2 separate regions of the Mus musculus genome follow, and region 1 is linked to region 2. A link is a loop called in an ENCODE intact Hi-C map of the cell type or tissue named here. Cell type or tissue: heart. All regions are shown on one strand. Each heading gives the region's core, and the rest is flanking DNA. Links, peaks and the distances in the headings are about the cores only.

Evidence for each region. Peaks named below come from ENCODE experiments on the same cell type or tissue, not always from the same donor. Only the 100,000 strongest peaks of a DNase experiment are listed, where the experiment ranks them.
Region 1: it touches region 2 in a loop (3-fold over the local background); 13 of 42 quality-filtered maps call a loop at or near these places.

Annotation. Positions count from the first base shown.
Region 1 is chr4:145,124,017-145,128,525 of GRCm38, forward strand. Vps13d (vacuolar protein sorting 13D) reads right to left here. Exons shown (of 70, transcript NM_001276465.1): 28 at 4,229-4,400; 29 at 3,921-4,033; 30 at 2,394-2,606. Among named protein-coding and RNA genes, the nearest start is that of Vps13d, 69 kb to the right of the region's middle. In heart, for the core only: a CTCF peak has its summit at 2,046; no DNase peak of the experiment used is centred there.
Region 2 is chr4:144,889,600-144,894,108 of GRCm38, forward strand. Dhrs3 (dehydrogenase/reductase (SDR family) member 3) reads left to right here and starts at 3,478. Exons shown (of 6, transcript NM_011303.7): 1 at 3,478-4,110. The coding sequence starts at 3,916. It also overlaps a transcript of Vps13d not described here. In heart, for the core only: no CTCF peak of the experiment used is centred there; DNase peaks (open chromatin) are centred at 1,882, 2,752 and 3,142; H3K4me3 peaks cover 1,447 bases; H3K27ac peaks cover 931 bases.

The DNA.
Region 1 (4,509 bases), core at 963-3,462, 230 kb after region 2:
GTTTCCTCACATATAAAGCGAGAAATACCAACACTGTAGGAGAAAGCACCAGGCACATAGCAGGTACTCCTCAAACACCAGCTTCTTTCCTGATGGGCAGGTCTAGGATTGATGAGGCTCTCAGAAGCTCAGGACTGCTTCACAAACACCATATTCAAATGCCATGCTGTTTGGCTTCTTTAGCTACAACTAACCTCAGACTCCAATCTTCTAGCCTGAGAAGAGGATAGAGGAAGGCCATAGATGGATAGTACGTATCCTAGAATGGAAATGGGGCAGAGGGAAAGGCAGGGCACAAGGACTTGTTTTATAGTCTTCAATGTTCCCAAGAAAGTCTCCCATGCCCGGCCTGAAGCCACAGTGTCCTCAGGGCAATAGCCAGCTCTATTACCACACTAGCACACAGAGGAAGGAAAGCCAGAGACAGGCTAGTGACAGGTCATGGCGTCTGAAGGTTGAGCTTATGAAAAAGACCCTGGCTCTGGCTGTACATTTACTCACCTCCAAGCCTGTTTGGGAAAGGCTGACTTAGGGACGTGCCTAAGGCTACTTTCTCTAGTCTCGTTTCTGCTAAACCTGGCTCGCTGCCTCTACTTAAAGGGCATGGCAAGACACAGCTCCTTCTCACACACTGCACTTGTCACAGAAACACTCTACCCTTTGTAATGAACAAAAAATGTTGCCCTCCATAAAATTTTTCCAGCCCATTTTGAGCAGAGACTGTCAGAATTCAGTGTTAACTGGAAAGTAAGTGTGTCAGACTCTGCTTCTGGAAAATATTTCAAGCCTTTAAACTGTGAAGTGATTTATATTTGACATACAAAATCCCAACAGAAGAACAATTCTTCCTGAAGCAGTTCACTCCTCTCACTAACAAGGGCACTTCTGTTAGCAAGAGCGAGGTAAGAACTGATTGATTGGCTGCATGAAATTATATACCTTTAGTATATATGCAGAATAATACTTTGGGCCTCCTGTATATTAAAGCCATGATGAGGAGGGTCAAAGAACTGACTACTTAGGAAGACAAGATCAATAAGAATAAAGCAAATACCAAATTATCCCTCTGCAACAGGACCAGACACACAGAAGCCTTCCCTTCTGAGAAACATCGTCAAAGAGGCTGCCAAACACACCCATCATATCCCAAGGCTACACTCAGCCACTGACAGAGGCCAGAGGGTCTGAGAGTTAAGGGGACTCAGTTTTGATATCAAAGGCCAGGTCTAACTTGTGACTACTAGACTTTTAAGCTGTGTAACCTTCCAAGAGTCACTTGGACCTTCTCCAGGTGTCTATCTCTTCAAGTGTAAAATGGGAGAGAAATTGCCCGTGTTTGCAGATCTGGGAGAATTCAACTAGCAGTAGGTAAGGTGCCTGGTCAAGTCAGGGACCAGCAGAAAGCTACTAGCATTGCCACTGTTGGGTACACAAGGACTAAAATGTCTCTTTTGCTAGGCTTCCTAAAGGCATATGCGACACCAAGACCTCTTTCCTTCAAAGGCTAACTTCTTAGCAGCACACTGAAATGCCAGCCATATAAGTACAAGAATAGCTACAAGTCATAAGAATCTCACACAAGCTATGACAACAGTAACAGCAGCAGCTTCTGGAGGTGCCAAGTGACTTGTCAGAATGACTCAACTTTCACCCATGCCCAAGGATTGAGGCATAGGTTTTTGTTTGAATTTTAGTTCATTCCATAAAAGAGAGTCAATCTCAGAGCTCAGAAGGATGCATTGCTCTGAAGAGGAAGACTATCTTGGGGATAAGGTCTGTCTGATTCTAGACCTTCTTCTCTCCGCTCTCTGCCTCTCGGCCAGACAGGAATAAATAGCATTCAGGTCAAAACCACCCTTCTTTCATGCAGACCAAAAGGTTTTTTGGCTTGAGTTTTTTCCTTAAACTCACATAATTTCTTCCTTCCCCAAGCCACTTTACAAATTAAAGCTTACAAGGAGGTTGATTTTGAGGATCTGGCTTAATGCCAAACTCCTTTTTTTCTTTTTCTTTTTCCTTTTTTTTTTTTAAAGCAACAGAGACATCTTTTGGCGAATCCATAATAGTGCAAGTGAGCAGGGGTGTTAACAGGATGCTTGTGAGCCTGTGACTGCCCACCTTCATAGTTTCTCTTTGATGTTCTAAAGCCACAGGGACTTGGCCCACTGGCCATGAAAGAAACTATCACCATAAGGAATGGCAGAGTTGGGGAGCCAAATGTGGGGGTAATCCCAACACTGAGAAAGTGGAGTCAGGAAGGAAACCCCGGGCTATATAGTAAACTTGAAGCTACACTGGGCTACACAGTGAGACCTATCTGGAGGTGAGGGATACAGGGTGGAGGACAACACAGACAGACAAAGGAAGGCAGAGCTGGCATCGGCCTCCACTACCTGAAATGCAGTTCAATCTGAATGGAGCCCTGGGTGGCGCTGCTGCTCTTGGAGGGCTGAAAGATACAGTTGAACACATTGGTCATGCCATGGCTGGGCTTCTGCCCAGAATAGCGGGTGTCAAATGCCATCATAGAATGGGAAACCAAGTTAATGGACTTGGTCTGGTTGGAAAAACTCTCATAGAGCAGCTTACATTTCTTAAAGTCAAATCTGAAAGGGAAGAAAGCAAAGGAGACGTTAAACACAGTCATACCTTATGAAATGAAGTTCAGGTGTGGAACAAGATTGGCATCATCAGTGTACCAGAGTACCATTCAATCTGAGATCCTGAACTCACTGTTCACAGGGCACTCAAAATGCAGTCAGTGGCACTGGGCCTGAAACCTTTCCAATCGCAGAGAGGAGATTATATCCACAGGAATGCATGAGGAATAATAATATACCCAACCTATTATATCCTTAATGATTTACCACCCCATGTCCCATCCTAGGCTGACAAAGCCATATGTTAAATCATAATCCTCAATGGATATCCAGGGTCTCTTTGACCGTCATCTGTGAAATTATAGCTTGCCTGAGGCTTCTCCCTCCAGAGTCAGCAGGCACATCTGTATAAGATCACTACAGCTCACTGGAGGCAACATCCTACTTTGCACTCAGGAAGTAAGAAACTGACCCATCAACCGGAAGTGCATCCAAACCCACTGTCTTTTTTGGAAAAAGAGTAAGTTGCAAAGAGCGATTATGAGTTGCTCAGTACCATTATGAATCATTCCACATTGAAAAACTCAAGGAATAAATCAAGAGAGTAGCTGGCCCCCAAGAATGCAGGTTCACCAAGGCATGGTTCCCCTCAGCTGATCTGGGTGCAGGCCACACAGGCTTTGAACAGAAAATCAGGATAAGTCAGAGTGCTTCAGACAGGCCTTACTAGCCTTGACACCCCATTTTCAAATGTGACCCAACTTTCCAGCCATATAACCTTGGACTAGTAAAATAAGTATATACATACATAAACCAACAACAGCAATCTATCTAGAAAACTAGAGCATTAGCTGACCCCACTTAGGGACAAGGGATAGCTTTCAGGGTAAAAATACAATGCATGCTTCAAAATCCCACTCTGTATTTCTACACCACAGATTTCAACTAGCCAGCACACATCCATAAAGGAAGCAGTTGCTATGTTGCTTCTAGAGGTTTCCAAGTAGGGAGCTCAGCCCAGTGCTGCCAATTTTCAAACAGTTCTCATTCATATTCTCTATGTCTGTCTATCTATATCTGTCTGAATTCTCTCAATTTTAAAACATTGACCCACGAGGCAGTCACCAGTGTCACTCTGCCCACAACTGTGTCAAAACTATATAGACACAGGACAAGGTGCCCCATTCCCCACTCCTTAATGTTAGTGAGACCATGCTCCAGCTCCAAGTGTACCAGAGCCCTGAAGTGCTACCTACCTGAGGCTATTCCAGAGCTGTACATGGGGTACATTGTTCTTACAAGAGTTAGGCAAAGCCTTACCTGGCTAGGGAGCCAGTGCCCTCTTTTCCTTTTGGATCCTTAAGCTCCAGACTCACATTCACCATATCGATGAGAAAGCACATACAAGTGTACACTTCTCCACTCAGCACAGTCTGTGAAAACAAAATGCCGGTCAGCCCTGGAGTGACGGTGCCAACCTGAAAATGGCTCGAAGATAAAGAAATCTAGTTCACTGGCTGTCCCACCACTTTGCCCTTCTGCTCCTTGCATACTTGGAGGAATATCCACATAGGTGCCCAGCAGCCGAGACTACAAGCTTGGAAGAACTTGCTGTCAGTCTCACTCACGTGAATCCTTGGATCCTGTAGATCATAAGGCCGCATGAAGTCTTCTATGGGCTCTCCCAGGTTGTTCTCTAGCAAGCCTCGGATCAGCTTGTATTTACACAGATCCAGGGAACAGTGCACAGAGGACAGACTGCCATGGACAGATATGTCTGCAACAGTGTGGCTTATTTCTCTATGAGAAAAAAGGAGGCCATGCTCACAAATAAGTCACTAACTGCCTTGGCACAGCACAGCCAAAGTAAGGATATATAATATACATTATCAACCAGTTAATCTCAAAT
Region 2 (4,509 bases), core at 1,308-3,807:
TCGCAAACCAGGAAAGTTGGAAGGCAGCTCCGCCACAGGGTTCCAACTGGCCCTATAGGAGAGTTGTTTCTTGCACCTCCCTAGCTGTGCCCAGCCCCAGCAGGGCTGAGTCATGGAAAAGTTACTTCTGCTCATTTCTCCCACCAAGCCCACAAAGACTCCTTTCACGTTGTCAGGAGGGGGATGAAAAAATAAAAAAAGTGTGGGGCCCTCCGCCCAAGGCTGGGACGAAAATTTTCAAGCTCCTCTCTAGAGTTAGACTTAGTATCTCCTGCATCAAGGAAGCAGAATGGACCAGTACCAAGAGAGAAAGGGGACACATATTCCACACTACAACTTTCTTATTGAAACCAGCCTACTTAGTTGTGCAGCCTTAGCCCCGTGCTCCCCCACCCCTATCTTCCTGGGAACTGAGGTGTAGGGAGGGAAATGGATAAAGACAGTGACAGCTCATCTCTGGAAAGCTGATGCTGGGGGAAGCCTTAAGCTCACAGATACCAGGACCACAAAATCCACATCCTGACAGTAGACCAAGTAGAAACAGGGCCATTGCATCTGGCCAGACCTTGCATCTGACAGTTGCTTTTGGAATTGCCTAGCCGGTTTTTGTTTGGTCGTTTGTTTTGTTAATTTGTTTGGGGGGGGGCAATTCTTTTATTTTGAGTTGTTGTTGTTGTTGTTGTTGCTCCCCTCTGACTCCAGCTCAGACTCAACAGGGAGAAGCCTGTGTGGCCTTGAATGAATTGCTTACTTATCTGTTGGGCCCAGTTTCCTTAATTGCGTTGAGAGGGCACATAACACCCACCTCCCCAGACCATTTGGGAAATTGTAGTGTGTATAAGACACGTGTGAAGATCCACTGGGGTTCACAGTACCTTTCCACCTCTGTCCCAAACATACACCTGTGGGACATGGACAAGGGTCCTCCTGGTCACTCAGCTGGTCTAGCATCTGATCTGAACAGGATGAACACATACGTGTCTTTCTGTGAATGGCTGGATCTCCGTGTGTTAGTAACCTTTGCTATGAAACAGGTAGAGAAGAGGCTGTGATCTTTACAAGTCCTTAGCCTTACATGGAGTGAAAGGCCTAAGCAAAAAGAATAGCTCTTTAGCCCCACCAGTGTTGAAAACGCTAGTAGCTTAGAGGTGCAGTGTCCCATGTTGGCCACTAGGCGTCTCCAAGGATAATAGATGAGGGCAGAAGCTATGCAGCCTTTTGGGGGTCTCCCCTACTTGGTGTCTTGTACATAGGCCTTAGCAACCGCTGGGCGCCAAGAGTCCGACCCTCCCTGACTGCCATTTCTTTCCTGTTGTTTTATAGACCTGGAAGATGGACGAAATGGCCACCATGGTGGGGTGGGATCTAAGGAAGGCAACGGCCAGCCCTTTGGAGAGTCCTTTAGAAAGAAGAATGGAGCCTGCAGGGACTCTTCACTGCAGTTCTTGGCCAAGCCTGTCCTCCACCTCTCTCCTGCCTTCTTGCCAGAGTGGGGTGGGATGGGAAGAGAAATTAGGTCTGGACTGAATCTCTTCCTCCTGTACTTCCTGGCTGGGTAACCTGGGAAATAGGATGACAAAGTCCCCAAGGCGAGGTCAGCTGGAGGGTGGAATGTCAGACCAGATCGCAGGAGCTCCACACAGGAGAACGGCTTCCTTGCCCCTTCATCCAAACCTAAGAGTTCTCATGACAACTTCTCCCCAGAACTACAGTAGTTGGCAAAAGAGGAAGTGATCTCCACCCCCTCCCCAAATCAGCACTTCTCAAAGGGATTTGTTCACACCCAGGCGGGGAATATTAAAAGCACAGTTAGTTCCTTGTGCACCCAGGGCCTGCTGGATCAGTCTTTGGGGCTGAGGCCCAGGACTCCCAGCCTGAACACGTCCAGGGCTGGAAAGGGCTGCCCCAGATTATAGGGCAGGCTCCCTGGCTGTCTCTCCCTCTCCCGCCCAGGGATGTGCAGAGGGGGCGGGTGGCAAGTCTCATCAGCACTTTTAACTGGGCCTGCTTCTCATGACTCACCTCCTAGACTTCCCGCAACAGGCAAGTCTAAATAGCTGGGTCCCGCCCTCCCAACAGGGAGACGTTCTTACAAGGGGTGGGCAAGAGGTTACAAGGTGGGTGCCCAAAAGGTCAGCGGGGTAAGGGCACCCAGAGAGGGGACACTGGATGAACTGAACAGTGGCATAGCTTTGAAGACGTGTTGTTTACAGGCTTCTGTTATTAAGGAAATTGCTGTCAGTCAAGGTAATTCTAGCCCAGATAAGCAATAAATAAGCTCCCAGCTAATCTTATGGGGATTTTATTGGCACCTGGGGTTAGAGGTCCTTTGCCCTGCTCCCCTTTCTCCCAAAGCAAAATCCTGCCTCCCAAGGGGTCCCTCTACCTCAACGTGAGAGACTTCACGTTAATACAACTTCGGATGTACACTCTTTGAAGGAAAATGGGAATCAGGCAATGATGAAACATAACCTCCTGGTCCTACCTGGAGGCAGAAGAATGACCAAGTGACCTGAAATGAACCCTTGGCGACCCAATAGCATCAAGGCATGCGCGAGTTTCCCCTCGGTTTGCCCGGCCGCTCAGGGGTGGTCACCTGGCCCAGGCTGGGAGCCAGGTCTGATACAGCAAGCTGGCTTGCCAGAGTTGGTTGCAGCGTGTTCGAGTTCCGGCTGCGAGCCCTCGGGGACTAGGGCAGCAAGTTCCAGCTTGCAGAAATGAGAAGCGAGTCCCAGGGGAGTGCGAGACGCAGCGAGACCGGGTGCGCGCCTAGGCGCGTGCCCCGCCACGGCGCAGGGGGAGGGGAAGTCGCCGCAGCCACTCAGAGGCACGATAGTGAAGCCTCCCAACAACTTTAACTGTCAATCAGACTTAATGGGGTATTAAAAAAAAAAAAAAAAAAAAAAAGGAGGGGGCGCCCTTTCGGTCCACGCCGCAGCTGCCCCGCGGACGAAGTAATAGGGCGGTGCAGACTAGGGCGTCCTATCCACGAGTGCTCCACAGTACGGGCCCGACCAAGTTGGAAAGAACAAAAAAGAAGGCAATAAATACTAAAGGGGAGGGGGGAAGAGAGGGAGCCACACCGAGCGGCAACTCCCAGCCCGGGCTGCAAGAGAGGGAGGAGGGAACCGGAGAGAGCGGGCGCGCGCGAGGGCGAGCTGTGCACGAGAAGAAACTGACACCCGGACCCCCCACTTCTCCTGCACGGTGCTGGCAATCAGATCGCGTTTAAGCAATTTCCTGAGCCCAAGAATAGCAATGAGTCGGGAGACTTTCGCGGACTGAAATTGGGAGCTGCAATCACTCCCCAGGTTTTGTGTGTGGTGTTTTTGTGTGTGGTTTTTTCCCCCCTTTCTTTTTCTGGAGAAAGTTGGAGGGGGGCGCTACAATTGGGAAACAGCTTTTTTGTTTGTTTGTTTTGTTAATCTTGCACTTTGAAACCGCGGACTGTAGCTGTGTGCGCGCTGTGGTTGGTGCTTTTTTTTTTTTTTTTTTTCGTCCCTGGCCTTGCCTAAACTCTTCTGTCGGTCTGTAAACATTACCTGTGAATTTCCCAGCCGAAACGGCTGTTGGGGCAAGAAACTTCTTGTTAAAACTTCCCACCCCTTGGACTCTCCACAGCCCCTCTCACCGTCCCAATCTTCTGAGACGCTTTTTACCTCTCCGCCAGAGCAGAGTTTATCTTTTTTTTCTTTTTCTTTTTTTTTTCTTTTTCCTCCCATTTTTCCTCGCCCTGTCCTTTACATCTGAAAGGAGATCAGTTCAAGAGTGACCAGGTGGGACGCCTCCTTTTCCTTATTTAGTTTATTATTGTTTGGGGGAGTTTTCTTTCTATCTTTTTTTAATTCCTGTCCGGGGAGTTTTGTCCACCGCCTCCTACCACCTCCCCCTGTACCCCGCTCCTCCGCGCGGAGGATGGTGTGGAAATGGCTGGGCGCGCTGGTAGTGTTCCCTCTGCAAATGATCTATTTGGTAACCAAAGCAGCCGTGGGAATGGTGTTGCCCCCCAAGCTTCGGGACTTGTCGCGGGAGTCAGTCCTCATCACCGGCGGTGGGAGAGGCATCGGACGCCACCTCGCTCGGGAGTTCGCAGAGCGTGGCGCCAGAAAGGTACACGGCGTGGGGGCGGGGTGGCACTGCGACACCTGGAGTGGGCGCTGAGGGTAAAGGGACTCTGGCACGCAGGGAGGGGGAGGCAGTCGTGGGGGGTGTTCCCACCTGCTGCGGGTGCGGAAACCAGCGCCAACGATCTGAAAGTCTCAAGCCACCCACTCCTTGCATCACCTGGGACTGCGAAGCAAGTCGGTTTCATCCTTCATAGATTTCCCGGGCACCGGACTGTGTTTTGGCAGGCCCTGAGTTGCTTGGCTCCCCTGGGATTGGTATCTCGCTGGCTATTTACCCCTACCAACTACCATACCTAGAATACCCACCCATTTTGCCGCATGACTCTTTCTCTAAGGTGTAGTGCCCTCTCTCTCTCTTTGCCCGCACCCTGCCAAGCGCAGG